2 separate regions of the Homo sapiens genome follow, and region 2 is linked to region 1. A link is an interaction called in ENCODE POLR2A ChIA-PET data of the cell type or tissue named here. Cell type or tissue: MCF 10A. All regions are shown on one strand. Each heading gives the region's core, and the rest is flanking DNA. Links, peaks and the distances in the headings are about the cores only.

Evidence for each region. ChIA-PET counts read pairs that join two places held together with the same protein. Peaks named below come from ENCODE experiments on the same cell type or tissue, not always from the same donor. Only the 100,000 strongest peaks of a DNase experiment are listed, where the experiment ranks them.
Region 2: POLR2A ChIA-PET joins it to region 1 with 5 read pairs; 4 of 35 experiments call an interaction of 5 or more read pairs at or near these places.

The regions. Positions count from the first base shown.
Region 1 is chr9:87,367,890-87,383,933 of GRCh38, forward strand. No RefSeq gene overlaps it. Among named protein-coding and RNA genes, the nearest start is that of DAPK1, 120 kb to the right of the region's middle. In MCF 10A, for the core only: no CTCF peak of the experiment used is centred there; DNase peaks (open chromatin) are centred at 6,262, 7,682 and 7,972.
Region 2 is chr9:87,512,688-87,528,731 of GRCh38, forward strand. The region is part of intron 2 of DAPK1 (death associated protein kinase 1); the gene reads left to right. It also overlaps the pseudogene RPS29P18. Among named protein-coding and RNA genes, the nearest start is that of DAPK1, 23 kb to the left of the region's middle. In MCF 10A, for the core only: no CTCF peak of the experiment used is centred there; DNase peaks (open chromatin) are centred at 3,744 and 6,324.

The sequences.
Region 1 (16,044 bases), core at 5,335-10,334:
TATGGTCTAACTTGGTGAGTGTTCTGTCTACACTTGAAAAAAAGAAATGTGTTCTGTCATTGAGTGAAGGCAGCAGCTACTGACATGATAAGGTGTCAATGAGAAAAAGTTGGGTAATAGTGTTGTTCAAGTGTTCTGTAACCTTACTAATTTTCCGTCTGTTTGTGCTACCAATTATTAAGAGAGAGATTGTGGATTTTTCTTTATCTTTACAGTTATATCAGATTTTGCTTTAAGTATTTAAAGCTTTAGTCTTTGGTGCCTAAATGTTTAGAGCTGGTTGTCCTCTTGATGAATTGACACCTTTACCATTATGCAATGACTATGTTTATCTTAGTATCAATGGGAATATTCTTTACTTTATAGTATACTTTGATATCGATTTAGTCACTACCGGGTTTGTTTGCTTGTTTTTTAACTAGCATTAGCATTGCATTTCTTTTTTCATTTTGACTTTTAACTTATTTGTATTTTTACTTTCAAATGCATTAGACGGTTGTCTACAGTAGCTGTTGGGAACAGGCAGTTTTAATTCTGTGTGAATTCTGGGCATTATTTCCTCTAATCCTTCTAGGTAGCTCTTTCCCCAGCCAGTTTCCTCAAATGTATGCACTGATTAATACTAAACGGAATACTACAAATTTGCAGAATTTTCCCTACATAGCTCTTTCCTCTCTGGTACTCTGCCTTGTGAAATCTAACAACCTTGGCTTCCCCAGGCTTGAAGCTAAGTCTTCTCAACACAAGACCACTAGATTCTGCCTGGGTTCCCTCTTCCTACACTGCAGACTAGAAACTTTTTCCACACAATAAGTTGGGGCAATTGTAGGGCACCCTTCATTTGTCTCCCATTTCCAGGATCATTATCTTTCATTATCTGATACCCTATGTACTGAGTGCCCTTTTTAAAAAACATATTTTCGTCTGATGTTTTTGTTATTTCAAGCAGTAGGATAAGTCTAGTTCCTGTTATTTCATCTTGAACAGAAGTAAAATCTCTCAATCTTCTTTTTAATATTTTCTAGAACATAGAGTCTCAGTTGCCAAGTAAATCAAACTTTTTTTTTTTTTTTTTTTTTTTTTTTTAGACAGAGTCTTGCTCTGTCACCAGGCTGGAGTGCAGTGGCACACTCTCAGCTCACTGCAACCTCCGCCTCCCAGGTTCCAGTGATTCTCCTGCCTCAGCTTCCTGAGTAGCTGGGATTACATGCACCCACCACCATCTCTGGCTAATTTTTGTATTTTTAGTAGAGATGGGATTTCACGAAGTTGGCCATGATGGTCTCGATCTCTTGACCTCGTGATCCGCCCACCTCAGCCTCCCAAAGTGTTAGGATTACAGGTGTGAGCCACCACGCCCAGCCAAATATGTTTTTAATTTTTGTTTATTTTATTTTATTTTGAGACGGAGTCTCGCTCTGTCACCCAGGCTGGAATGCAGTGGCTCGATCTTGGCTCACTGCAAGCTCCACCTCCTGGGTTCATGCCATTCTCCTGCCTCAGCCTCCAGAGTAGCTGGGACTACAGGCGCCTGCCACCTCGCCCGGCTAATTTTTTATATTTTTAGTAGAGATGGGGTTTCACCGTGTTAGCCAGGATGGTCTCGATCTCCTGACCTCGTGATCTGCCCAACTCGGCCTCCTAAAGTGCTGGGATTACAGGCGTGAGCCACTGTGCCCAGCCACGTTTTTAATTTTTGAAATTCTGAATGACTATAATGTATTAGCAACAAGTATAAAGTTTAAGACACACTGATACACTTCTGAATTCACAAATATGCTCTAAAATTTTTTCCCTTTAATCATATGAAGTATGTGTTTCAAATTCTGAGGCATTTTTTTGTTCATAGTACCAGTCTGATTATTTTCCTCATATAAGGAGTAAACTACATTGAACTGAAAGAAAAGAGTCTTTTCCTTTTTTTTATTTTTTTATTATTATTATTTTTTTTTGGTTAACTAATGCAACAACTTTAAAAATTAAATTTAACTTAAATTCAAACACAAAGAAATCAGTAATAATACCTCCCTGAGTTAGAAATACATTCAATTCTCTCTGGTCTTGATGCTTAAAAATTTGTGAGGTTTATAATTTTGATGAAGAAATGCCCTACACACTTTCAAGAACAAGTATGGAGACAGCTTAAGGAGGGCGTAGAAATTCGGTCTTTATCTCTTGGATTTTCAGCATTTAGAGATGATGTATTCTTACCTCAAATGACTCTACAGCTCTATACCCTGCACAATTTCTGGTGCTCAACGAACGCTGCCAAAAAAAACAAGCAAACTTCCCTTTTGTTGCCCACCTTAAAAAAAAAAATCAATAAGAGCGCAATCTGAGCAAGCTTATGATTTTAATCAGTGTTGCCTAAGGTTTTAATGTCAGGGCATCAGGCATTGGGCCAAAGAGATTAAATTCACCCAGGACCTCACAGCAATTGACTTGTTTTTTAAAACACAGCATTACATCAATGAGAATGCAGCCTTGGCTATATTTCGGATTTGTTCATCTTTTGTTGGTTTATTTTGGGAAGAAAGGTATTAGATTAAACAATGTCAAGAACATTCTTGAAGGGAAAAGGAATGCATAAACAGGCAACTCAGAGCTGCGGGACAGAAGGAGAGCGTGGGTGGCAGAAAAGCTGACCCTCCACACTTGCCTCCATGTTGGCAGGAGCACCACGGGGACAGATCCAGACTCGACTCAATGTTATCAGGCTCTGGGCTGTTTGAAACTCACCCAGCAACCATATAGACAGATGTGGAGGCACAGGAGAAGTTAGACATGGCCTAGGTCATGCAGGCAAATGGTATTGAAACAAGCCATGGGCAAGCCAGGCGCAGAGGAGAGAGATGGTCTCAGTAGCAAAGTTGGGGACAAGGATCTAGGCTGGCGGAGGAAAAGGCTCCACACTGCTGGGTCATTCCCTTTAGCAGCATTTGCCGCATCTCTCCTGGGGACCAGGCACTGTGCCCTTGACTGGTGGCACAGATGAGTAGGAGTCAGTCCCTGCCTCAGGGAGGACACCACTAAGGGAGGGAATTTCTGGGAGACAACTGTACCCTCCGAGATCCAGTCACCTATTGTTGGTGTAAGGAAATGCAGTGTGAAGCTGCAGGCACCAACAGAAAAATCCGTCGTGGGTTTTGAGGGCATGTCTCCCTGGCATTTCTCCTGTTCTGAAAAGTCGGTACTCCATTCCCCAAGCCGTATGCTTTCTTCTTTGACCCTGTCTCTCTCTTTCTCTTTCACACTTACATGCACACACACACACAAGCATACCCCACCATCCAAAAGAGTCATAAACAACTAGCTCTGATAAAAGAGGAGATCTCCAAAAGTAGCACGGGAAGGTTTGTGGGGGAACAGACAAGGGAAGAATCAGTTATTGGAGGAGAGAAGGGACAGAGAATTTTCTGGAATGGGGACAATTGAATACACTTTTTTCTTTTTCAGATGGAGTTTCGCTCCTGTTGCCCAGGCTGGAGTGCAAAGGCACAATCTCAGCTCACTGCAACCTCCGCCTCCCAGGTTCAAGGGATTCTCCTGCCTCAGCCTCCCGAATAGCTGGAATTATAGGCACCCACCACCACGCCTGGGTAATTTTGTATTTTTAGTAGAGACAGGGTTTCACTGCATTGGCCAGGCTGGTCTCGAACTCCTGACCTCAGGTGATCCACCCATCTCAGCCTCCCAAAGTGCTGGGATTACAGGCATGAGCCACAGCACCAGCAAGTACACTTTTTAAAAGAATGAAATTTACTAAGTAAGTTGGAGGAGGAGAGTTGGGAGAGCAAGGAACGGAGAGGAAGCTATGTGGTCAAAGGCTCCATGGTGTGGAAAGGCCTAGAGCATCCTGCAGGACGGAAGCCTTCAGGTGGCAGGGAATGGCTGGCAAAGAGCTGGGAGGTGGGGTGGGCTCTGGGTGGCCTCAGGCCTCACGGGCTTATGAGGCCTGGGGCTTCTTCATCCCAGGAGGAATGAGGTGCTGGAAAGTGCCCTCCTGAGCTTTTGAAAGCCGGTTACATGGAGAACAGTGTGTCACATAGGGAGTGACAGAAAGTAAGAAAATCAATTAAAATTTACTGCAGGGCAGGGTGTGGTGGCCCATGCCTGTAATCCCAGCCCTTTGGGATGCCAAGGCAGGCAGATTACTTAAACCCAGGAGTTTTGAGACAAGCCTGGCAACATGGCAAAAACCCATCTCTACTAAAAATACAAAAATTGGCAGGGCTTGGTGGCGTGTGCCTGCAATCCCAGGGAGACTGAGGTGGGAGGCTCGCTTGAGCCCGGAAGGCAGAGGTTGAAGTGAGCTGAGATCACGCCACTGCACTCCAGCTTGGGCAACAAACCCAGACCATGTATCAAAATAAAAAAATAAAATAAAGTTACTGTAGTAGCCCAGGCAAAAGACATTGATGGCTTTTCACATTCCAGAATATTTCTGGCATGAGAATTTTATAAGCGCATGGAATTAGAACTCACATACTGATGTTCATACACTAACAGAATTAGATTATCTACATGGATTCCCTCTCATTCCTTCCAACCCCACCTCCCACAGAGAAAATGTTTTGTTTACTGTAGCTTTAAATTGTTCAGAAATTTTACATCTTTACTTTTCACAACACCTAGCAGGGATGCGGGCAGAGAGAAAGTGGTTAATAGATAACGTCGCCCTTAGAGAAAGGCAACACTGGATAAAATATAACTACGTGACCTGCTCTTGCTCCCTGTACGTGCAAATGGCGCAGTCCCCTCAAGCGCTGTTAATGAAATCAGGGAGTGGCACAAGGGCCGTAACCTCCAGGCGGGGAAGGGACCCAACCCACTGAGTGCATTCCCGAGAGACAGAGCCTCCTCTGCTGGGTCCCCATAGCTGGAAATAAAAAGAGATAAAACCAAGCATGAATAATGAGCCTGTCATTCAGGTGTTAGCCTCCACTTTGAAAATTCACTGAAACTATTTCCAAGATAAGAACTGAAAGCCTGAGCTGAGTGCCTCCTCTGCCTTGAACAACTGCGAGGGAATCTAGAGCGGGGGTCCCCTTCCATGAAAGATTACAATTACTCCCACACCTGTGTTTTGCAGGTGGTTTTCAAGAGGGCAGCAAGTGAAAAAATACAATGGGTGAGATGATATGTAAATATAAAATATTAACAAATACACCTAACACAGTATTTGACTTTAACAATTAGGAAAGGCTTTCCTTTACCAACAGCCAACACATACATATATGATACGTGTTAAGATAACACGGCATTGGCCAGGCACAGTGTCTCACACCTATAACCCCAACACTCTGGGAGGCTGAAGTAGGTAGATCACTTGAGGCCAGGAGTTCGAGATCAGCCTGGCCATCATGGTGAAGCCCATCTCTATTAAAAATACAAAAATTAGGCAGGGTGCGGTGGTTCACGCCTGTAATCCCAGCACTTTGGGAGGCTGAGGTGGGCAGATTACCTGAGGCCAGGAGTTCGAGACCAGCGTGGCCAACGTGGTGAGACCCTGTCTCTACTAAAAATGCAAAAATTAGTCGGGTGCGGTGGCACAGCCCTGTAGTCCCAGCTACTTGGGAGGCTGAGGCAGGAAAATCACTTGAACCCGGGAGATGGAGGTTGCAGTGAGCTGAGATTGTCCCACTGTACTCTAGCCTGGGTGACAGAGCTAGACTCCATCTCAGAGTAACTAACTAACTAACTAAATAAATAAATAAAAATAAAAATACAAAAATAAGCCAGGCATGGTGACGCATACCTGTAGTCGCAGCTACTCAGGAGGCTGAGGCAGGAGAATCTCTTGAACCTAGGAGGTGGAGGCTACAGTGAGCTGAGATCGCATCTCTGCATTATAGCCTGGGCAACAAAGCGAGACTCCATCTCAAAAACAAATATATAAACAAATAACATGACATCTTATTTTCTGGGTTCTTCTCACTTCCTTCTCTACTTTGTCTCTGAGTCCATTTTTACATCTCTGAAAATCATTCCGAGGCACTGAGCGATTGTCTGAGGATGTCTGCTACTGTTTTTCACAGCCATCTGCCATCTTTGCTGGCTCTTCATGTTTTCCCTGGACTCTTTTTACCTTGTCTTAGAACTCATCTGAGCCTCAGGGTCTACTTGAGATAGAAACGAGGTGTCTTAGGACAAGCTCTACCCAAGGAAGGAATTCAGGCCACAAGGAGGCTCTGAATGTCCCAGCCTGCTCATCCCTGGGTGAACACAGCTCTGGCTATGATTCAGAGCTCTCCTGAAAGTGTAACCACCCAAGGGGTTCACCTTGCCTGCTGCTTAGACAGAGCTGATTCATCAAGACAGAGGAACTGCAATAGAGAAAGAGTAATTCACGCAGAGCCGACTGTGCGGGAGACCAGAGTTTTATTATTACTCAAATCAGTCTCCCCGAGCTTTCGGGGAGCAGAGTCTTTAAGGATAACTTGGTGGGTGGGGGGAAGCCAGTGAGCCAGGAGTGCTGATTAGTCAGGGATGAAATCGCAGGGAGTCAGAGCTGTCTTCTTGCATTGAGTCAGTTCCTGGTTGGGGGCCACAAGATCAGATGAGCCAGTTTATTGATCTGGGTGGAGCCAGCTGATCCCTCAAGTGCAAGGTCTGCAAAATATCTCAAGCTCTGATCTTAGGAGCAACTTAGGGAGGGTCAGAATCTTGTAGCCTCCAGCTGCATGACTCCTAAACCATAATTTCTAATCACGTGGCTAACGTTAGTCCTACAAAGGCAGTCTAGTACCCAGACAAGGAGGAGGTCTGCTTTGGGAAAGGGCTGTTACCGTCTTTGTTCAAACTATAAAGTAAGTTTCTCCCAAAGTTAGTTCAGCCTATGCCCAGGAATGAACAAGGACAGCTTGGAGGTTAGAAGCAAGATGGAGTCAGTTAAGTTAGATCTCTTTCACTGTCTCAGTCATAAATTTGCAAAAGCAGTTTCAAAAGCTGTGCTTGTCAGTTGGCCTCACATCTGCATGTCTACTTCAGTGGCTACAAAATTTCTAGAGCTTAGCACCTTTCTCCACTTTTGTTGGACACCTGGCTCATCCCACAAGTACTTCTGCAAATATAATTTTTATTTAAGTTGTTTACTTTCCTCAGAAACTAGAGCATCATTGAGGGAGCAAATGTCTGTAAAACATTTAGGGAGCAAATGTCTCAATCCCGAGGCTGAAGCATGAAAGCCTGACACTGCTCCAAAGTACGAGCTTGCTCTCATGACAACTTTAGGTTCAAGATCAACAGTTGGTGATATTTAGGGAAGGCCTTGCTTTGTTTTGGTGTGTAGTTAAGCATCACTCCTGTTGAAGAGTTTTACACACACACACAGACACACACACACACTAGAGAAATACAGAGAGTAGAAGGTAGATACGCAGGTATGCAGAGTATGTGGAGATACAGCATCAAGGTCAGAAACATCACTGGGGTCCAAACTCAAATGGCTTCACAGCCTTCCAAGGAACATTAATGTGTAAATGTGGTTGGGGGTGGGGGGGTGCGGGAAAGAGGACAATAGGGAAAGATAAGAGCTGCACGGGAGAAGAGAGTGCCCAAAGTCTTCAAATTTCAATGATTTTTAATTCATACTTTGAGACATATCTGCAGGCAGCAGAGGCTTGAAGATCACAGCCTGAGACATCCTGATTCTGTCATGCTGCCAGAACATTGCCTCCTCTACTGCTGTTGTTGGCACTAAACCTTACTGCCCAGACTGCCATCCAATTAGTAATAGGATTCATCAACACTTTTGAATTAAGTGAGGGGGGAGGTACAGAAAGATGTCATTCATTCATGCCCACCATCATAGGAGATGCAACCTTCATAAAATAAATCCATGCCCTCAACCAGCTAGGGAACAATGTGGGGACGTAGGGTTTGTAAATAAGGGCCGGATTACAAAGCAGTGCAGGATCAGTGTAAACAAGCCTGGCATGGAAAAATACCCATCATGGGGTGTGAGAGTATGATGGATTCTTTCCAGATGTGGTCAACTAGAAAAACATTACGAAAATATTTGGGGCCGGGCACAGTGGCTCACACTTATAATCCCAACACTGTGGAATGCTGAGGCAGGAGGATTGCTTGAGCCCAAGAATTCATGACTAGCCCAGGCAACACAGAGAGACCCCGTCTGATAAAAGAAACTATCCGAGCATGGTGGTACACAGCTGTAGTCCCAGCTACTTGGGAGGCTGAGGAAGGAGGATCACTTAAGCCTAGGAGTTCAAGGTTGCAGTGAGTTCTAATCATGCCATTGTACTGCAGCCTCAGCAACAGAGTAAGCCCCTGCCAACCCCCACCCCCAAAATTGGGATTTTTTACTGTGCTTGAAAAAATAAGTCGGATTTTAGAGAGAGAGTAGTGTAAGGTCAGTCTTCTCATTTATTGCAAAAACTATTATTTCAGACATTAAAATTACAAATGGACATTCACGCTGCCTCCACAGACCAACTGAGCTTATCTATGGAGCTTGATAAAGATGACAAAAAGAGTTAATGAAAAAGGTTTCTGAAGTCTGGAATGAAATCTAGAGGTGGGTTCTAGGAGCACAGATGACCCAGATTAAAGAAAACAGACAAAGCTGTGTAGACAGCTCTTCCCTATCACTGTGAAATCTGCCAGAGAGCCCAGACACCACTCCTGATCTCCCAGCTACAACAGCAGTACCAACAGCTTGGATAACTCATCCCAAGGAGAGTCTAAACTATCCAGAAAGTATAGATCTGTCAAAATATTTGTGTAAGCTTGGCAATTTTGAGCTGCTTATTAATAGGTTTTTTTCCAACTCAATTTTCAGTGCAAAGTTCCATAATTAACCTTCCAACAACACTTCATTTTGGTTGGAGTTAAAAATCTTCACAAAATAAATAGAATTCCTGGTATAGCTACGATCTGAGGGCCTTTAAATGATTCGCATGCAACATCCTGCCTTCATCATTGTAATTGTGAGGGTTCTTGGATTACAAGCAACCAAAACCAGATCAAACTAATTTAAGTAAAAATAGATTCTATTGGCTCATAGAATGGGAAGCAAGTCTCCAGAAACAGATCTTATGAGGGAGTAAGAGCTAAATGTTAGTCTCTCTGGGGTAATACCCTTGAATGAATGAGCACTAATTGCTTTTAATCTCGGCCTAACACTCAACTTCCACAGGGAGAGTGTGACTGAACTTGGGTCACGTGTTTACCTCATGGTAGGTAAATGGGAAATGCCTTGGACACCAGTCCCCATCAGCATTATCCCCAATAGAAGTTTTGTTTTCCAAAGGGAAATTGAGGTGCAATTTTGCAGGGAGAGAGGATGGATCATTGACACTCAAAAACAATGGAGCACCATGTGTAATTGCAGCATCACTGGAATTACGATGCCCATATTACCTTTGGAAGATGGTAAGATTTTTGAGTGTTTTATCAATTGTAGTAATGCTGTGTTTAAATGCTGCCTAGACATCATCCAGCTCTGTGACCATTACCCTGAGCTAACTTATAGTATTGTAGGCTATAAGGACAGTAACACAACATGGAGTCACTATCTTCAGAATAAGATGATGCTTTTAAACATTAGCGAACCTCCCTAGCCTTCAAAAGATCATTTGGGTGAATTTCAAGGAGTAGGCAAGGAAAAGAAAAATATTAACAATATGCTTTTTCTGGTATTTTTGACATGAAGTTTGAGGGAAATTAGCATCTCTTGAAAACTTCTCTTCATGACTTTTCAGATTTCTGTTGATTTTAGACTCATGTCACCCATCAGTTGTCTTTAGCTTAATCTGCTGTCACCAGGAGCACTAGTATGATATGTTGTTCTTTTGATTAAAAAGGAGATCTTTATATTTAAGTATAAAATTTTGGAAAATCTTTTAAAGACAGAATGATCTCCCTAGCAGAGTGGCGATTCCCTTTCTCCAGAAAGTTGTCAACTAAAGACAACCACTGGTAAGAGGACAGCAGTCGTGTGTTGTGTCATGAGTGGCCAGATCATGTAACCTTCATGTCCATTTCAATAATAAGATTCTGTAGTTCTAAATCTGATTAATGCCAACGTGGAATCTCAAAACACAGCCTGACAGTCAAAGAAAAGGACTTACATTTCAGAGGGTATCATCAATTTTGCCTGAAAATAGCTTAAATCATTTTAAAAATCAACCTGATGAGGCTGATAAGTTGGATTTATTTATGAAAAATCATAAATAATAGAAAGTATGATGTGTTTGTTCTGCAAGACAGGGTGTTGTTTTTAGCCAGCGTATTAGGGTTCTCTAGAGGGACAAAACTAATGGAACCCAAATATATATAAAGGGGAGTATATTAAGTATTAACTCACATGATCTCAGGGTCCCACAATAGGCTGTCTGCAGGCTGAGGAGCAAGGAAAGCCAGCCTGAGTTCCAAAACTGAAGAACCTGGAGTCTGATGTTCAAGGGCAGGAAGCATCCAGCACAGAAGAAAGATGTAGGCTGGGAGACTAGGCCAGTCTCTCTTTTCACATTTTTCTGCCTGCTTATATTCTAGCTGCGCTGGCAGCTGATTAGATTGTGCCCACCCAGATTAAGGGTGGGTCTGCCTTCCCCAGCCCACTGACTCAAATGTTAAACTCCTTTGGCAACACCCTCACAGACATACCCAGGATCAATACTTTGTATCTTTCAATCCAATCAAGTTGACACTCAGTATTAGCCATTACAGCCGCTCTTCTCCAGCAGTTGAAGCAAGTGATTCTAACCAAAACAAGAATTTTCAAATAGAAAATGACTTAATTGTTAATGATATTTCTAAGTTCTTTATTTATAGTTTGAAGTCATAGAACAGCATGATAGCATATTGAAGTATTATCAATTGCACTAAAACAGACATTATCCAAGACCAGCAAAAGTGGATTGGGAACATAAAAATTTTATGGGGTTATGAAAAAAGGAAAATAAAAAGCCCATAAAACTGCTTAAGAGTATAAATGTAATGATTTCATGATAAACTATCTTTTAATGTATAAAATTAAAGCACTAAAACAGACATTATCCAAGACCAGCAAAAATGGACTGGGAACATAAAAATTTTATGGGGTTATGAAAAAAGGAAAATAAAAAGCCCGTAAAACTGCTTAAGAGTATAAATGTAATGATTTCATGATAAACTGTCTTTTAATGTATAAAATTAAAATCCTTTCTAAATGAGCTGAAATGCTGACAAAATAATAGCAATTGAGATTTGTACATTTATATCATTATCAAATTGGTAATTCTAGAGAAGGAGGAGGAGTTGAAGCTCTTCAGAGGATCCCAGATCTGCAATTATTTTTAAAAATGCTTAATGAATGGCAGCAACCTAAAACTGTCAATAAGGACTGGTGAAATAACTCATGAGGTATGCATTCAGTGATATACCGTGCAGCCATAAAAAAGAATGGAGGACTCCATCATGCCTTGACATAGAAATCAAGGTCTAGATCAATTTACATTAGTTGCCATATGAGGGAAAAGAAAAATAAATCAGAGAATGTTTACACGTCTACGTTGATGAGCATTGATTGTCTCTGAAGGACACATAACTGATAACATCGGTTGCCTCTGAAGGGAGTTGGGTAGCTAGGGAACCAGACTGAATGAAGAGGATTTTTACTACATACCTTTCTCTCTTTCTCTCTTTCTCTCTCTCTCTCTCTCTCTCTCTCTCTCGGATTAAGACAATGTGAATATACTACTTATTTAATACATAAACAAAATTCATTTTTAGACTTCTTAATTTATTAAATTGCTTCTAATAATGGATGACAGTGGCCGGGCGCAGTGGCTCACACCTGTAATCCCAACACTTTGGGAGGCTGAGGAAGTTGGATCACTTGAGGCCAGGAGTTTGAGATCAGCCCGGCCAACATGGTGAAACCCTGTCTCTACTAAAAATACAAAAATTAGCCAGGCATGTTGGCGCACATCTGTATTCCCAGCTACTTGGGAAGCTGAGACAGGAGAATCGCTTGAACCCAGGAGGCAGAGGCTGCAGCGAGCCAAGATCGTGCCACTGCACTCCAGCCTGGGTGACAGAGTGAGACTCTATCTCAGAAAAAATAATAATAATAGTAACGGATGACATTATGGAATATTAAACCCAGAATTACTTGGTAGTGCCATCAAATGGAATTTGGTCAGTTTGGTAGAGTACACAAATATTAAAGTGGTGATTGGTATCAACCTTCAACATCTGTTAAGCAACAGTTTCTTTAGGGCTCTATTAAGAACATACTACACTCAAAAACAAGGTGGTCAAGAGCAAATCTGTTGCTGCTGAACAGAATCGCTAGGGCCAAAGGAAGAGAGTTTTTCTTTTTTATGCCAAATGCAGTGTGCACAAATGTCAGAATCAGGTATGTAAGATGCATTCTTATTTTCTATAATTCAACCTAATTTCTATTCGGAGCCCTCCCTTTCCTCCGCCAAAATTCAATATTCTCTCTTTCTTTCCAAGAATGTCATCTAAGTTCTAGGAAACCCGTATTGTGCCCAGGGATGAGGCATAGAAGGGAGGTGGCATCTGGTGTTCTCTATGTCTATCCAGGAAGGCACCTGTTCAGATGGCCGGTGCCCCTCCTGGTCCCCCATTCGGGTGTATGGTCTATGCCTTGTGTCTAAGAGAGTCTCCAAGACCCCAAAATACTTAAGCTCTGGCATTCTCCCTCTGGTTCTTCCTTTCACCCCTCTGGGCTGCCTTAGCAGTCCAAGGCACCTTTTCCTCTTGTGGGAGAAGGAAGCCTTGCCGTTATTCATTCTCATTTCTGCCATATCTTCTGTTTGTCCTGTGTCCTTTCTACTCCCCTGCTAGTCAGTTAAAACTCAAATGCCGGCCGGGCGCAGTGGCTCACGCCTGTAATCCCAGCACTTTGGGAAGCCAAGGTGGGTGGATCATCTGACGTCAGGAGTTCAAGACCAGCCTGGCCAACATGGTGAAACCCCGTCTCTACTAAAAATACAAAAAAATTAGCCAGGCGTGGTGGCGGGCGCCTGTAATCCTAGCTACCCACAAGGCTGAGGCAGGAGAATCACTGGAACCCGGAAGGCAGAGGCTGCAGTGAGCCGAGAATCCCGCCACTGCACTCCAGCCTGGGCAGCAGAGCAAATCTCCATCTCAAAAACAAAAACAAAAAGCTCAGATGCCAAGAATATATTTCTTTGTCGTCCTTGAATTTTTATCCTTCGCAGGAGAATCCCCCTGAAAATGAGAAGTTTAGTCACTCCAGGGGTTCTCAAATTTTGCTGCACGTTAAAATCCTCTAGAGTGCTTTTCAAAAATACCCATATTTGGGCCAGGCCTAAACAAATACTGATTTACTCAGTCTGAGGGTGAGGCCCAGATAGGATTCATTTGTAAAAACTTTCCAGGTGATTCCAATTCATAGTCAGTTTGAGAAGTAGTGAGCACTTAATTAAGGGAAAATGCAAAGAAAAGAAAAAAGAAATACTGGGAAAAGAAAACTTTGGTTAATATTTTATAATATTGTGCAATCATAAATGTATCAACATTATGCAATCGTACATAAATACCAGAAGATGGAAAAGTCCTTGAAAATGAATTTGAATGTCAGTGTGAATAAATTAGAAGATAACTGTGGAAACCTTACATACCACAGGCATCTAATAACTTTTTTCTTTTTGAAGGCTCAGGATATCTGAATGCTTAGCAAATCCTGGCATGGTATTTGGAAATCCTTGTTTTCCAACTTACATATTTCAGCTGTCTTACATTTTTTTCTAAAGTCCAGTGGCCTGTTAGGACTAAGCTAGCTCAGATTCTCATGGAAAGAAGACAGTTCTGGCTTGCTTTACACTGCAAGAACAGGCATGCAAGAACAAATAAAATACTGATGTCCACTAAAAAGGAAAATTTACGGATCCAAAATCCAAAGAGCCTCAGGGTGGGCACAACGTGGCCCCTTGTCCCATGCTCTGAGAAAGGTGAGGGCCCTGACCCATGTGCATAAGGCCACACCCAGCTTCCTTCTCTGGAGAGGCCCCTGAGACCTTGATCTCTCAGGAGATGCCAATGTCTTGACCTTTCAGTAGAGGATTCAAGAGCACAGCATTCTTGCTCAGAATGAATCAGTCCAGCAAAGGGTTTATTTCTTGAGCAGTTAAATCTCGTGATCAGACAAGATACCAGTGTTCAGTTAGAGCCAAATGTACAGAAAGTGAGCTCCAAACCCTGGCTCTATCATGCGCCAGCTGTGTAACCTTGAGCATATTAATGACCCTCTCTGTGCCTCATTGGCCACATGTATAAAACAAGGATAATAATGGAACCTTCTCACTAGAGTTTTCATGAGAATTGAACAAGAAAATATTGATAAGAGCCCTCATATGGAAAGCCCTCAGTAAATGCTAGTTAATACGATCTTTTACTTAGTTACATGTATGATTCCCATCTACAACATGCCTAAGAAATGGTATAGATCGCCCTAAAAAGCAATAAGTAATGAGACAGGACTATAAAACCAACAGAGTGAAAAAGACAAAGAGGGGACCACGTAATGTTTCCAAGCTAGCATTACAATTGATCCAGCAGTAAGAGTGGCCCTCTGTAACCCCAGCATTGGGTAGCCCTCCACTTGCTCCTTGGCACATTATATGGAGATCACCGTTGCGGTCCATCTAAGGGCAGGGAGTGCGTGTTGCTCATCTTTGTTCCTCTATAGGCTGCCTCCTCATATGTGCTCAATACATAGATGTGGAACTGAACTGCAGTAGTCACCCCTTATCCACAGAGGATATATTCCAAGACCCCCACTGGATGCCTGAAACCATGGGTAGTACTGGACCCTACATATTTTATGTTTTTTCATATACATACATACCTATGATAAAGTTTAATCTGTAACACTAGGCACAAAGATGAACAACAATAAATAAAAATAAAATAGAACAGCTATTACAGTATACTGTAATAAAAGTTACTTGATAAATTTGAGAGCTTTCACCTTTTCACTTAAAGGAAGGACTTTACAGCTTCTCTTTGACATATCTGAATCATCAGCATCACTATTCTTGTGCTTTCGTTAGGAAAAATCAGGATGACTTGAGCACCAGCACTGTGATACCACGACAGGTGCTCTGATAACCCAGACGGCTAAGTGACTTGTGGGCGAGAAGCACAAGACAACATGGAGATGCTGGACAAACGGATGATGATTCACATCCTGGGCAGGACAGCGTGAGATTTCATCACGCTACTCAGAGCAACATGCAATTTAAAGCTTATGAATTGTGTTATTTCTGGAATAGTCCATTAAATATTTTTGGACCGCTATTGACTGAAAGTAACCCAAAGGGCAGAATGTGAAGGCTTGGATAAGGAGAGACTACTGGAATCATTTTGTTTTCCACTTGTAGTGACTTAGTCCTTGTCTAAACTTGCGGGAAAGAAATGGAGAATGGTTGAAGGGAGGAGAGTAGGGGCTGCTTCACTTTAGACTGTGACAAGTACTGACAAGAGCTTCAAAATCGTACATCTCAAAGCCATTCCATGCCTGTCACCAAGCAGGCTGGTAGGGTGCCATCCACTGCCCCTCCAGGTCCTGCTGCCTTTCAGGCCCCTCCCTGAGTTTTCCATAATTTTTCTGGAGGCGCATAGCCCCGCAGGCATCTCCTGCCCCATCTGTTCTTCCGGAGGACTGCACTAAGGCTCTTTCTTCCTCTGCTCCTCAAGACTCTCAGGAAGCCCAAAGAGTTCTATTCTCAAAAGGTGGAGCAGATCCCCAAGGGGAGCACTGCCAAGAGTTCCATACCAGATGCAGAATAGCTATGGCTTTTATATAATTACCAACTTAATGATCTGTAAAATTCACTATTTAAAGTAAGAAAAAGGGTTTTGAAAGTCTTTGAAGCTTACTCACACAGTAAAATATACATTATGTAAAAAGAATAATGTGACAGTAAGTCCATGGGGGTTAGCAATTATTATTACTCACTTGGGCAGGATTTTTCACTTTGCTTCTCGCCCTTGCAATCTAGAGCTTTCCTCCCCCAGAAACGCAGTGTTTGCACACTGGTAAGT
Region 2 (16,044 bases), core at 3,720-8,719, 140 kb after region 1:
GGCTGGAGTACAGTGGTGTAATCTCGGCTCACTGCAACCTCCGCCTTCCAGGTTCAAGAGATTCTCCTGCCTCAGAGTAAGTAGCTGGGATTACAGGTGTGTGCCACCATGCCCAGCTAATTTTTGTATTTTTAGTAGACACAGGGTTTCACCATGTTGACCAGGCTGGTCTCGAACTCCTGACCTCAGAGGCTGGTGATCCACCCACCTCAGCCTCCCAAAGTGCTGGGATTACAGACATGAGCCACCATGCCTGGCCGAGAGGCTGCTTTCTTTTAAAGAATTATTTCTTGTTCTTTGGGCTTGTTGGGTGGGTATCTTTAGTTTGTAAAAGTAACATAACACTGACAAAATCTGAAAAGGAAAATACTTGGAAATTGGGTCTATAAGGTGAATTTAGGTAAAACATCAAGAGAACTAACAAATAGACAACAAATAAGCTATAAACAGGTACCATAAATAGGCTGTTAAACGAAACTGTCATTTGAACCGTAATATTTGCCCATCATTTATTCATTCCTCAAGGGCTAATTGAATATCTGAATGATCTTGCTGCAGTGTTGGGCAGGGCCCTCTATCTCAGCAAGCTTCTAGTCATGTAGGATAGACAGACTTTTGCACAACCAACAGTATTGGAAAGCCTAAATAGGAAGTGAGATGAAGCATGGAAAAATGTTTTTTGGAGTTCAGCCAAGGAGAGCGTTTTGACTTGGAGGTTTCATTCCTTCATTCAGATTCTTGTGGACGACGTAAAAATGTAAGCAGGTGGGTGCAAGTGTGGGTATGTATGTATGTCTCTACCCTTGCCTTCCTTGGAGAAAACTGGAAATAAGACATGAAAGAAATGGGGACAAGGAAACTAAGATTTGCTAGGAACTCTAGACCAGCAGCTGGAGGTAGGTATTGTAATTCACATTTGAAAACCGAGGTTCAGAAAGATGATTGGCCTTGAATAGTGTTTTAAAATGCTGGAAGCAGTAGTTGGACTCCCAAGCTGCTAAGCCATGTCTGGAAATTGGGTGGTGGGTGGTGCAGCTCATTTTGTGTCCTGTTCTACTGTCACTGTCTTGGAAGGGAAGTTTAAAGAAGTTTTAAATGTCTAGCACAGTGCTGGCTCATACGATGTGTTCAATGCCTGTTTTTCGCCTTGCTTCCTCTAAACCAGGTGTTCTCAACCTCGGCATTAGTGACAGCCTGTTCTGGATAGTTTTCTGTTGTGGGGGCTGTCTTGTGCATTGTATTTTAGGATAGGATATTTATAATAGGATGTTTAGCAGCATCCATGGACTCTACCCACTGGATGCCAGTAACAGCCACCTCCTCACACTCTTTATGACAGCCAAAAATGTCTCCAGACATTGCTAAATGTGTGAGGGGGCGCAAAATTCCCCCACCCTCTGTAGAGAACCACAGGACTACAAGATCAAGAGAGATCAGTCTTGACTGATGTGCTTAGGAGGCTAGAGCTGGTGTAGGGAAGGAGGAGCCTGCACCTAGTGGGCAAAGAAAACACCCCTGTGGAATGAGATGAGAGAAGATATTGACCTTGGGTGTCCAGAGCTGGTGAGGGGAGAGAAAAGGCTGCCAGATGGTCTGAGCGTGAGGTCTAGGGCAGTTGCTGTTGTACTTTGATTTGTATGGACTGTCCCAGGAGTGCGTAGTTTCCTGTGTCCCAGAGGTCTGGGCTGAGACAGACAATGGGTATGACCTGGAGAACCTGCTGGTGAGGCTTGTGGGTGTCAGAGCCCTGTTGAATCACTTTTCCCTCTCCATTCAAATAGCCACTGCAATTCCATACCTATTTGTATAATTACTTTCAAATGTCATTCTCTTCCTTAAGACTGGAAGCTCCCATGATCTAGGTCTGTGACTTGTTTTCTGGTTATTGAATTGAGCACAAGAACCAGCCCCAAATTGAACATTTAAGTGAGTGACATGAATGAATGATGGAAGGAGGGTTCGCATTAATTGTTGGATTGAACAAAGCCCGACACGATTAAATGTAACAGATACAAAGATGAAGCCAGACAATTAAGTTGGAGAGAAAAAGCAATTGCTCAAATTCAGCAGCAGGGAGACTTGTCATGACAGTGTCCTTTTGGAGAAGAGTCTGAGAGCTTTGATAATTACAAATGTCTATGGAACCCATATCCTCGTGACTGCATTAAGAAGAAAATACAGCTTTTGTCTATACCATAGAAATTGAATGTCTGCAATGGGAGTTGCTGGTTTCTCTGTTTTCTCTGTTTTTGCTGAGGTCATTCTGCATCTGGGACATGAGAGTGTTCTGTTCTGGGAGAGACACTGACAAACTTGGGGGAGTCCAAAGAAGGCAAAAGCTGGAGAACCCGAGTATCTCATGAATAATGTATTTTACTTAGCTATGGAGTCAAGCACCATGTGCATCTTTTTGTAAATATTACTGCATGTAATTCCTCAAACTAGCCTCTTATGGGGATCCTCTATTTCAGAGCTTGGCAGACATTTTATGTAAAGATAGTAAATATGGTAAGCTTCGTGGGCCACATGGTTTCTGTTGCAACAACTCAACTCTGTTTTAACTCAAAAGCAGCCACAGACATTATGTGTCCAAAAGGGTGTGGCTGTGTTCTAATAAAAACAGGCAATGGTCTGGATTTACCCTGTGGGCCATGATTTGCTAAGCCCTGCTCTGTTTTATTGATGAATAAACAAAGGCTTAAAGAGATTAAATAATTTAATATGCTGAAATGAGTAAGTGGCAGAACTGAAATTGAGCTCTGAGCCTCTCTGGCTCTGAAGCCCATGAAAACACACATAGATGGTCTTTTGGATGGGGATAGGCTTGTTTTGGGGGCACTGGGGGTCAGTGGTGGGAGCCATGAGGAGGCAGAGGTTGGCTTAGTAGGAAGAACTCAGCTGTCCAATAGCAGAGCAGACTGCAAGTGAGGTCACAAGTGGTGGACACTGCAGTGTTTGCACTAAATACCCACCTGGTGGGGATATTGAGGAAAAGATTGCCGATTTGGGGAGGAAATTGAGCTGATAGCCTCTGAGGATCCCTTCCAACTCTGTGGATCTGTGGTCATCAACAAAGGGGACCACGTGGGTAACAGCTTCCACCAGGGTGCTCTTGAGCAGGAGCTGCGGGGCAAGTAGCTGCCGTTTTCTTCCCATTCTCAGAGTCCATCCTGCTGACCTCTCCTGCCCACTCCTAATGACCCTTTCCTGCAGGTCGGTCTTACCAGCCTCCCCCCATTTCCCTGCAGTGGTCAGCGGGTGCCCTTGCCCCCCTTTCCCTAGCTCCCAGCTCTCACCGCACACTCAGCTGAATCCCCAGGGAGAACACAAAGCAGAGAGTTGTACAGTTATGGGCTTGTATCCCAGTCAGCGCATCCCTGCCTCTGAAGGGATGCAGATGAATGTGGCCTCTTGCTGTTTTATGCCAACTTGGAGTTCACTCTCTGGCTGTACTTGCCGCCCCCCAGCTTCTGCCCTTCTCCTTGGTGTGGAAGCTGGGATTCTGTCTCCAGCATTACTCCAATTTTTCCCTTGTGTCTCTACTGGATTCCAGATCCTCTTGCACACTGCCAGCGTTGCAGCATCCATACTGTTGGGGCTCAAGAGCCAGCCAGGTCATAGCTGTGGTCTAGGCCATATCGGGTTCTCCCAGCGGGCCCGTTCTCCCTGGGGTTAAGTCCAGCCGTGGCAAACACGGAGTTTCTGCCTTGCCTTTCCTACTGAGCAGGCCTCATGAGTCATGAGTCATGGCCCCGCAACTTCCCATTGCTATCTGACCTTGCTTCCCCCTGCTCTGTCCCAAGGGTGATATCCTGCTTGCTGTCTTGGTGATTGTTTCTAAACTGCCTAATAGCTGTGATTTTTTTTTTCAGGCTGATTTCTAATTTTTCTTCAATGTCAGGTAACTCCTTGTTTCTTATTCTCTTAGGCCTCTGGTTTCTGCCTTTCCAGCAGGCTGGATGGTTTAGCATGCTGCGTGTGTGGCCAGGGGCAGCCCACATGGCTTAATTAGCTCTTCAGCCCCCTGGCAGGAGGTGTGAAGAATGCTTCCTACAGTATGTAGGCACCCTGCGATTGGGGCATTTTCCCATGTGCTAGGTTCGGTGGATTGGAGAAGCTTGAAGGGGTGGATTTGGAGGATATTGTGCAAAAGGAAGGTGTGGCAGTCAGGGTGCTGGCAGGGAACTGGGCCCTTCTGATGGTCCGGATGTAGGTTATGGGATGGTCAGGTACGTACTATCTGGCAGCAGAAGGGGAGCCTGTACCATGCCTAGGGCTGCACTGGAGTCATAGAGGGGGGTCACCAGTACATGCCACTTCAGGGAAGAAACATCACAACCTCTCTCTTCCTGCCCCCATAGTCCCACCAGTGCCTCTCATTAGCCAAACCTAACAGGAACCACCTGCAGGGAGCCACCCAGGGTGGTGCAGTGTGTAGGAGAGTGAAGAATGCGATTGGGGGCAGGGGAGGACAGACAGATGGGACAGATGGAGAATAACCAGGAAGGGGCATCCACTTAGTGGGCACCGATAGCAGGCTTGCTACATTACTGCTTTCCTCCGGGGGTGCAGGTGGTCAGTATCTGCAGAACCCATCTGCTGGGCCTCTCTTCTTCTCGGTGGACTGGGTTTATAATCCATTTTCCCTCTGAAGGCATTCCTGAGACTCAAGCAGTGTCCTCCTTTTGCAAACTCCTGGGGTAATTCCTCATTGACACATTCATCCAGCACTGAGACTCCCCACTGTTCTCTCCCCCACCTCTCTCTCTGTGTGCCCATCTTTCCTAGATTGTGAGCCCGTAAAGTGTAATCATTCTTTTGTTCCCCACATCTTGCAAGACCCTTCAGAAACACCTATTGTCTGATGATCATTTCATTAACTGGTCAGAATTACAAAATCCTGAACTGAAGGATTGTAGCCATGGTTCCTGTGAGTTTTAAAGGTAAACTGAGGAATTGCCGAAAAGTTCCTTAAGATGCATAGTGTGTTGTGCACGTTTTCATCCTTGGCATAACCCTGTGAGGTGACAGCCCCATAAAAGTGCAAAGTGGGTCCCAGATCACTCTCTGCTAGCTGGGGTAGAGTAAGCTTCAGATAAAATGGCTGTTTCCTTTCCATCCCATTGATGATTTTCCCCAAATCTATTGGTACTTATTACCATGTTAGCTTGTCCCAGTGTCATATTTTTAGATTTGAAAGCAGAATGGGAAGGTGAGTCTAGTGGGAATAAAATGTGGTTGACCGCATTTCTACTACACAAGAGGAAATGGGCACCAGTGATCATGGGTGCCTGGGTCCCAATCTGCCCCATAGCACGGGTAGTGGGTTTCTGAAAGAAAGCAGCACGCATCTGTCGCTGAACCTGCGTTTTTACAGCACAGTTGTTTGCCCTGGAATATTTGCCGTTTATGTTGTTGTTTTTTTTTTTTTTTTTTTTTTCTGAGATGGAGTCTGGCTCTATCACCCAGGCTGAAGTGCAGTGGCACAATCTTGGCTCACTGCAACCTCCACCTCCCGGGTTCAAGCGATTTTCCTGCCTCAGTCTCCCATGTAGCTGGGATTACAGGCGTGCCCCACCACACCCAGCTAATTTTTTTTTTTTTTTTTTTTTGTATTTTTAGTAGAGATGGAGTTTCGCCATGTTGGCCAGGGTAGTCTTGAACTCCTGACCTCTGGTGATCCACCCACCTCAGCCTCCCAAAGTGCTGGGATTATAGGCGTGAGCCACTGCACCCAGCCATATTTGCCCTTTAAAAGGGAAAACCTAAGGAAACTGATGTTAACCCTTTGCCATCGTCAATCTCATTGATGTCGGCCAGTCAATCCTGTCAAATCTTGCTCTTTTTTTAATGATGCTTGAAAATTGGAGCCTCACAACTGTTTACTAGGTGGGTCTAGGATGGTAATTTCTGGAAATGACTGTAGACTATGCCAAATGTCTTTTTAGCCTGTTATCTGACCATGCCCAGATGGCTTAACTTTTCTCTAGCAGTGTCACTTTTTCCTTATTTCTCTGTATCTGTGGAGTAGCGTAGAACCGTATGTACAAAGGTTTCTGCTGACATATCAGTGTCTACACAGCTATGTGGGTATCCATGTTGGTGCCTGAAGAGTCTGGCCCGCGCCCAGTATTTGGCAGCTGTAAAATGTTAGATGAACTTCCACCCTCAGTAAAATCAGCCACCCCTTCAAAAGAGTCACAGGCATCCATCCAGTAATATCTTTCCAGGAAAAAAAAAAAAAAGATTTACGTGTAGTCAAGAAAAAGTAGAGATCGCAGGAAGCACTGCTCTGAGCAGATTAGAACAGAGGATTTCGCAAGAGGTGCTCCTTGGCCAAGTCGAGTAAGTAACATCGGACTGATAGGAGGAAGAGCAGCTTAGCTTGGGGCCCTGTGCCCAGTCCTGCTTGTTTAGGCCTTTGTCCCTGTCTGCTTTCCTGGGGCTGGGGCTCTGGGCCCGGCCGATGCCCCTGGTCCCAACCCCAGCTTTATCACTGGGTTCAGCAAGGGGCCCTGGAGAGCAGGCAGCAATGGCAGGCACCTCCCGCATGCACCATTACCTTCATTCCTCTTCTCAGGTTTCCACAGTTGCCCCTATAAAAAGACTGCTGTTGGCCCATGCCAAGTACTCTGGAATAGACAGGAGTGGTATTTCCGCCCTCTTGGAGGGTTGGTGTTTACCAGTGTCCCCCTTCGCTGCAACCCAATGGCAATTGTATTGCCCCGGTGCTCCAGGAATCTGAGGATGATTGGTTGATTTCCTATGATTTCTGGGAGAGTAGTTTACCCAAACCTTTTATGAACCAAAGCCATACTCCCTGGGAGTGTCTGGCTGATCATGTCAGAGACATCTGCCTGGTGGATTGGGGCTGTCACGTGACCAGTGGCCCGCTCTGTCTGCTGCCCAGTACTGCCAATTGGGGAGTGTCCTTCTGCCTTTTTCTCTGCCCTATGTCTGGGACACAGGGATGGCAGCCAGGCCCAGGAGCACCCAGCATCCTCCAAGCAATGAGGTAGCACTGCTTCTGACTTTTCCTCAGGATCTGGTCTTTTTCCATGACAATGAGGTGGGGCCCAACCTTCTCGAAAGTGGCATTGTTTCTGCACAGTTGTAACTGCTCTCAGGGGTGTCAGTGAAGTAGGGGTGGGAGGGAAGCCATGGGATGCTGAGAGAATAGGGCCGAGAGGACATACCTGCTCTCCAGCTTGGCCTTTGATCCAGACACTAGGGACGAGGCTGTCACTGTGGGTGCCTTTGTTAGTGTTTGTGTGTTTGAGTAGTCTGAAATGCTGTGACTTTTTTTTGTTGTTGTTAATAAAGATAAGGAAACAAACAGAAAAAAGGAAATTGGAGCTTCCAAAAGGAAGAAGGAAGTCTTAATATAGAATTGACTTCTTCCCAGGTAAGTTTTAATTGCTTCTCATGCTTGTAGAAAGGTGTATCATGTGTTCTAATAGGTTAGGATTTAATTATGGCTTAAAATTAGTTCTATAGGAAGAGCTTGGAGTTGCACCTAGGGAGAAGAAGCAGAGGGTTCCAGAATTGTGTAAACGGATTGATGGAAAAATAGGCTTCTGGTGCTGAGGGTTCAGGAGCCTTGCCAGCATCACAACAAGGTGTGAATTAGCCTCCTCGCACTCTGGGAGGAAGTGGAGGAACTGCTGGGGTGTGAGGCTGTGAAAGGACCTTGGAGAGCCAAGTCCTCCCTGTTCAGACAGGGACAGGCACAGCTGGAGACAGCAGTTTTCAGCTCTGTGGAACTCTTGTTCTCTGGGTTGCACTTCTTCCTGTGATAATAAAGAGGTTGAAGACAGGAAGACAGGTGCTTGAAAGCCGGAAGACAAGGGGAAAGTTGTTTGAAGCAGGTGTTTAAAAATCCGCCACTTTGGGGGGATGAATTAGGATATCGGTAACAATTTTATAGCCTATATGGTTTCTTTTTGACCCTCGAAGATAGGTGGGAAGTGGTTTTCTATACTTCTTTTAAAAACTGGGAAACCAGAGCTTAAAGAAGTTAAGCTTGAGGCAGCAGAGTTCAATGCACTGGTGAATTGAAATGTTTGTGTGTGTATACATACATACCTGTGTGCGTACATACATAGGTATATATACATACTCAGTATAAATATACATGCACATATATCTATACATGTACTGATACAAAGGGTATATAATACAATTTACAACTAATAACAAACTATGTGCACTCTTTATTATAAATTCCATTCAGCCAATGTAGGCTCACAGAATGCTTTTATTGATTTTTACTGTGGCCAACCTATGACTGACAATGGTTTGACAGAGTTGCATTCCAATTCACTAGTTTTTTACCTAGTAAATTTATTACCATTAAATCTAATATGTGATCTACTGTTAGACTATTTCTCACCTTGTACAAATTATGTTCCTTAAGCTGAGCTTCATTTTGGCTTCAGCACTGCTGATTGCAATAGTGCTAGCTATGTTTTAAGCTTTTGGTGTTGTTGCAGGGGTTGAAGCATTGTTGGATTCTGTATCACCTAAGGGTGTCTGTGTTTAGCAACCAGGTCATGAAATTCCTGAAAAATGAACAGTTGTCTCTTGTGAGCCAGCACAGGCAGGCTGGAGCACATCACTAGCTCCATTGTCAAGGTCTGGAAAGGCAGGTGCTTGTCTGTCTTATTCAGTCTTTAGCCCCAGACCCAGGGAGGTGCTGAATGTATGATTAGAGATTCAGTGAATATTGGTGAGATGGATGAATGAGGTTTCAAAGCTGGGACCAGGAGCCAGTCCATGGGACTCCAGTTCTTATCCCATGAGGACAAGGTCCAGGGTGGGCATTGAAGAATCACAGGAAAGGAGGGGCACCAGAGACCGTCTCCACTGTCAGAACTCAGCTGCCATGTCCTGCCTTCCGCTAGGATGTCAGCACTGGGGCACTGTGGTACAAAGAAGAGGAGAAGGATGACATCTCATTTAGTGTACTTTTTTTCCAGCTTTATCCAATCTTTTGGCAATTTTATTCCCCATCATTTAGGAAAGAGAAGACCTTCTTATCTAGCAGTTTGATGACTTATGGTAGTTGCTTTGGTTTGAATATTTATCCCCTCAAAACTCATGTTCAAACTTAATCTCCAGTATGGCAGTGTTGAGAGGTGAGGCTTTTAAGAGGTGATTGGGAAGGCAGAGCCTTCATGAATGGATTAATTCATACGTGGGTTAGTGGATGAAAGGGCTAATGGATTAATGCGTTATCGTGGGAGTGCCACTGGTGGCTTTATAAGAGGAAGAGAGGCCCAAGCATATTTAGTGAGCATTTTCTTGCCCTCTTGCCATGCGATGCCCTCTGCCACGTTTTGATGCAGCAAGAAGATGCTCACCAGGTGCCAGCGCCATGCTCTTAGACTTCCCAGCCTCCAGGACCACGAGCTGAATAAATTGCTTTTATTTATAAATTGCCCATTCTGCAACAGAAAATGGACTAAGACAGTAGTCACCAACAATACTTAACTAGAATGGCCAGTTATGGAGAACAAGAGTTATATTTTTTTTCTCAGACAGGTCCCTTTACATCTTTTAAAATGAAATATGTAATACATTCACACAGTTCGAAAGTCAAAGACAGTATCTTGCCCTCCAGTGACTAGTTCCTTCTAGTGAGTCTTGAGATCATTCCATATATATTCTATGTGTATTTAAGACAATAAACATAAATTTTTTCATGTTTTTACTGAAATCGTAGCATGTTATACACATTGTTCTGCCTTTGGCTTTTTTGTTTTTTCACCTCATAGCATAACTTGAAAATCATTCCATTACTACATAGGAAGACATGCCTTTTTCTTCTCTATGATTTACTGTCATTTATTTAACCCTTTCTGTCTGTGAACTTCTAGGATTCTTTTCTAATTTTTCTATTATAAGCAATTCTGCAATGATTGCTGATGTACAAAATGTTGAAGCTATCTGTAGGTAAATTCCTAGAAGTGGAATTGCTGGATGAAAGAGAACATGCATCTGTCATTCTTGTATGTGTTACCAAGTTACTCTTCATAGACCGTAAGTCAGTTTTCAGCCCAACTACAAGAGAAAGCTGGCTGGCTTCTTTCGCTGTCTCACAGCTGCTTGATTCTTGCTACTTTGATAAGTGTAGTTTCATCAATTTTTAAGTATGAATAAGTGTAAGCATGTTTTCAAGTATGTTTAAGAACTATTTGTCTCTGCTTTGAACTTTCTATTCATACTCTTTGCCCATTTTTCTCTACGTTTGTAGACTTTTATTAATTTGTAGGAGCTCTTTATCTATTAAATAGCTTTATGTTCATGTTATGATTTGCACATCTTTTCTCTAGGTTGTCATTTGTCTTTTGGCATTGTTTCTGGTACTTTTCTCCCCATGATTTTTTTTTGTGTTGTGATAAAATGTGAAACTTGTCATTTTAACTATTTTTAAGTGCACATTCAGTGGCGTTAAGTCCATTCACATTGGTTGTGCAGCCATCACCACTATCCATCTCCAGAAGTCTTTCACCGTCCCAGACAGCTGTATTTTTTAAAATAGTCGGATTTATCAAATTCGTTTAATCTTTTATGGGTTTTGTATCACAGTTAGAAAGGCCCTTACCGCTCTGAGTTTATTTGTTTTGAGACAGGGTCTCATTCTGTTGCCCAGGCTGGAGTGCAGTGGCACAATCATGGCTCACTGCAGCCTCGACCTCCTGGGCTTAAAAGATCTTTCCACCTCAGCCTCCTGAGTAGCTGGGACCATAGACACGAGCCACAACACCCAACTGATTTTTTAAAAATTTATTGTAGAGAAGAGGTTTTGCCATGTTGCTGAGGCTGGTCTCAAACTCTTGGGCTCCAGCGATCTGCCTACCTTGACCTCCCAAAGTGTTGGGATTACAGATGTGAGCCACCGTGCCCAGCCCACTTTAAATTCATTTTTAAAATATTCTCTCATAATTTCTTCTAGTACTTTGATGGCTTATTATGTATGTTTAAGTCTGTGATTTGCCTGGAATTTATTTTCGTGTGAAGTGTGAAGTATGGCTCCAGGCGTAGTTTTTCCAGAGCCCCTCAGTTACCATTTGCTCATCAAAACATGGTTTGAGGGCTGGCTGGATTCAACCAGGGAGATTTCCTGCACTGTTGGTAGCTGTAGGGAATCAGCAAAGCTGCTGTTTCCAGGAGCTCTTGTGAGCTGGGGAGTGAAGAGCTTCAGAAATGAAGCTTGAGCTAGACTGATGAAATCCCACTCTAGGAAAATACAAGCCTTACGGTGTTTATGTTTGCTATATTCAGAATCACAGGCATGCTAGTGAGTGCACTGTCTAAACATGTTGAAAGATGGTCTGCAGTATCTCTACTCAGCGAGGTGGATGAAACAGGTACAGCCCATGAGAGGCAAGTTAGTGTCTTGGATAAGGCGTTCCTGGTGGATGAGCCATTTGTGCCCCGATAGAGGTTCTTACAGAGGAGGGGCTGGAGTCCACTGATGCTCTGGGCCTCTCCCTGGGGGAAGGGGTGCCTGTTTCTCTTGGCCCAAAGGCCCTGCACATTCCAGCATGCCCTGACCTTGGAACTGTTCCTCAGGTCTCTGGGCCCACTGCATCTCTCCTCCCACAGCTGGACCTGAGAGTCAGGGAGCACCTCTTGTATGCCAGCCATGCTGGGTCTGGGACCCCCTCACCCTCAGGGCCCTCAGGTGGTTCCCTCAGGCTGCAGCGGACATAGAGATCAGTTCTGTGTGTTCCCTAAGCTGACGTGGAAAGTTGGGAAGCACACGCTTGAGCCCTTGAACTTCCTCTTTCTCAGAGCCTAACAGTAGAGCCGGGGTGGGTTTCTTGCCAGAACCACCTCCTCGCAGAATCCCAGGAGACACCAGCCAGGTCCTTTCACACCCCAAACAGTGTGAATGCGCATGTTTACAGCAGCACAATTCGCAATTGCAAAAATGTGGAACCAATCCAAATGCCCATCAATCAAAAAGTGGATAAAGAAACTATGGTATATATACATGATAGAATACTACTCGGCCCTAAAAAGGAATGAATTAATGGCAATTGCAGTAAACCGATGAGATTGGAGACAATGATTCTAAGTGAAGTAACTCAAGAATGGAAAACTAAATATTGTATGTTCTCACTCATAAGAGGGAGCTAAGCTATGAGGATGCAAAGGCATAAGAATGACACAATAGACTTTGGGGACTTAGAGGGAAAGGGTGGGAAGGGGGTGAGAAATAAAAGACTACAAATGGGGTGCATTGTTTACTGCTCGGGTGATGGATGCACCAAAATTTCACAGATCCCCACTAAAGAACTTGCTCATGTAACTGAACACCACCTGTTCCCCAATAACCTATGGAGATAAAAAGATTAAAAACAGAAACAAAAACCGAACAGTGTGAACAGTGCACCCTGAGGTCTCCCTGGGGTCCCTTGTACCCCTCAGGAGCCTGTGGATGACCCTGTGCAAACAGTTGGGTGGAAGACTGTGTCTTCCTGTGTGTTTGGATGAGTACCAGAACTTTCTGCGTCTGTTTTTCACCCTACCCAATGCAGTGCTTACCTAAAAAATGCGTTGAATAGAGCTTCTTGCTTTTACCTCGTTGCACTCCTGAGAGCAAGATGGGTCACCAGCAGCTGTACTGGAGCCACCCGCGAAAATTCGGCCAGGGTTCTCGCTCTTGTTGCGTGTGTTCAAACAACCGGCACGGTCTGATCCGGAAATATGGCCTCAATATGTGCCGCCAGTGTTTCCGTCAGTACGCGAAGGATATCGGTTTCATTAAGTTGGACTAAATGATCTTCCTTCAAAGGATTATCCAAGGCATATACTCAATGAAAAACCATGATAGTTCTTTGTACATAAAATAAACATTTGAAAAAACAACAACAAAAAATGCGTTGAATAAACGAAGGCCAAAATGTCAGTTTCCAAAAAGAACCTGAGGCGGTTCTTTGGTCAGAGCAGCCCTGTTAGGGCTGAGGGCCTCGGTTCCACCTCCTCCATGTTTTCCTCTCTCTTCCCACTGTGAGCTCTCTCAGACCTGGCACTGTGGCCGCTCCCAGCTCCTCGCACCCAGCATGGGGCAGGTGCTGAATGTCTGAGGAGCTTAATTTCCCCTCCCTCTTGCCTTCTGCCTGGGGTGAGGGCTCAGTTGCTCTGAAGCTCATGACCAGGCTTAATAGTCAGTTGAGCTATAGGCCTGCAGATCGAGTATCCCTTTAAGTTTGTTTTTAAAATATTAAATTTACCAAGAAACAGTAAATATTTAAAATTTTTGTTGGGTTTTGCTCTTTTACTGATTTCTACTAGATTTTTTGGCTCCTTTTAAAGGTATAATTTATATGCTAGGAGTGGTGTCTCATGCCTGTAATCCTAGCACTTTGGGAGACTGAGGCAAGAGGATCGCTTACAGCCAGGAATTCAGCCCCAGCCTGGGCAATGTAGCAAGACCCTGTCTCTACAATTAAAAAAAAAAAAACAGAAGGAAAAAAGGTATAGTTTGTGTTCAGTAACATTCACACCTTTTAATATGCAATTCTGAGTTTTAACAAATGCATAGTCATGGAACTACTACTGCAATCAGGACGTATAATAGTTCATAATCCCCTAAATTTCCATGTGTGTATTAGAGTTAATGCTCCCCACCTCCCTTCATCTGGCAACCACTGTCAGTTTTCTGTTCTTGCAGTGTCTCCTTTTCAAGACAGACACAGAAATAGAATCATGGCATATATACCTTTTAAGTTTGGCTAGCATCACACATTTGTAATTCATCCACATTGCTGTCTACGTTAATAGTTCATCTCTTTTTTATTGCTGAGTTTTCTGTTGTATGAATATGCTACAGTCTGTTCACTCACCAACTGAATGACATTTGGATTTTTCCAATGCCTTCCTGGTATCTATTTCCCTCCATTAGTCTATGGGAAGCTTTCTAGAGAATCATTGTGATTCTAACCAGGTATATTTGGTATTTTTTTTGAGGGCAAAGGTTTTTGGGCAGCGTCCCCCAAGTCATCCTGTATAATTGTGTACTGAGTGGTCCTTTATGGTGATGAGATGGTAGTGGTGGTGTCGCCGTGCCCAAGTCTGATTGACAGCTAACCATTCAGCCATCCTTGGTTATTCTCTCCTCTCTCTGGTGAACAACATACCTTCTTTGATGTTGATGCCAATTAGACATGTTATAAGGACTTCTCTGAAAACTCAGAACCCAAACATAACCATCCCCATATGCTGTTTCTACTTCAAAAACAGTTGGAGGATTGTAAGACAGAATTTCTTCCCATTAGCAGTGGGGGCCAAGAAGGAAGGGGAAGAAAGAACCAGTTGCCCAGGGCCTTTGACTGTGAAAGAGGACACCTGAAGGTGAAGGACCCATGACATTGTTAATTGTGATTATTTAGCTGATGGAAACAAAATTCCATAAACATTCTGTAAGAGCAAAGCCTGGTGTAGAGATTCATTCTGTCTCTTTAGGTGTTGGTCTCCCAGTGACTGTAAAACCACCCAAGGGTGGCATTGAAGACACTTGCTTTTGCCCTTGACTTATGTGCTCTTGAGCATTGTACGTCCTTGGGCTAATCGCTTGCCTTCAGATCTTCTGCGCTAGGTTGAGGGGCTTGGAGGAGATGGGCCTCTTGGCTCTCTGACACTGAATCCTTCCTCTCAGGCCCAGTAGTCTTTGCGGCCTGTTGGGTCTGCAAGTCTAGAAACAGCAACTCCATGCCACGGGAACGTTTCTGCTTCCATTGTTACTCACCGGCCTTACACGGATGACCATGCGCTGTACAGGGAATGCCAGGGCTGGCCAAGCTGGCTCCAGCAGAGCACAAAATAGAGCTTGCTCCTGCTGAGGTGAGGTCCGTTCCTGGAATTAGATGCTCTCTGCATCTAGGTCTATCAGGAAGGTGAGCTGGCAAAAGATCCCTAAAGCCTTTAAACATCACTTAAATAGGTGTGTGTGCAAAATTGTCTTCCATTAACAAATATGTCAAAACACAAGCCTAATGTTTTCTTTGGACAGTTTCCAAACACTGAGCTTCTTTCTGAACTGTTACTGGCCGGATTATTGGGACTATTCCCAGGTGTTTATTTCACATCCTCCTCTTTTTGCAAGTGACATTTAAAATACTTCTTCGAAGCACACACATTAAGCCAGGAGAAAAATCCTAGGATGGGAAGCAATCTTATGGCTGAGACCTTGTCTGCGAACAATTGTTTGCTGACCAAAATGCCGAAGTCATTAATCCTCCTTTCTACTGACTTTGAAATGGAAAATTAAATTTCAGAAACCTTTTGATTGCACACATGCATCCCACAATGTTTCATACACCAATACATATATAGGTAGTTTGAATTCTGTGCACCAAGCCACTTGCACTGACACTGATACTAATGTACTGTGAGAGAGCAGCATACTTTAAACACTTGCCGATGTGAATCAGACTTGAGAGAACTTGAGCGTGCGTAAGCACCTTGATGTCTTATCCATTTGGAAGCTTATTGTTACAGTGCGTTTTCTTTTCTTTCTTTCTTTTTTTTTTTTTTTGAGACAAAATTTCTCTCTTGTTGCCCAGGCTGGAGTGCAATGGTGATGTCTCAGCTCACTGCAACCTCCACCTCCTGGGTTCAAGCGATTCTCCTGCCTCAGCCTTCCGAGTAGCTGGGATTACAGGTGTGCATCACCACTCCCAGCTAATTGTTGTATTTTTAGTAGAGATGGGGTTTCGCCACGTTGGCCAGGCTGGTCTCGAGCTCCTGACCTCAGGTGATCCACCCGCCTCGGCCTCCCAAAGTGCTGGGATTACAGGCGTGAGCCACCACGCCCGGCCTACCATGCACCTTTTCTAATCCCTCTTCCTGGAATGCTCTTGCTCCAGAGAGCCACAAAGCTAACTTTCATCTCCTGCAGCGTTTGTTCAGATGTCACTTTCTCAGTGAAGCCAAACTGACCTTCCTATAAAAATCACCTCCGACTCCTGAGCTCAGGCCTGGGCAACATGGTGGAACCCCATGTCTACTAAAAATACAAAAAAACTAGCCGGG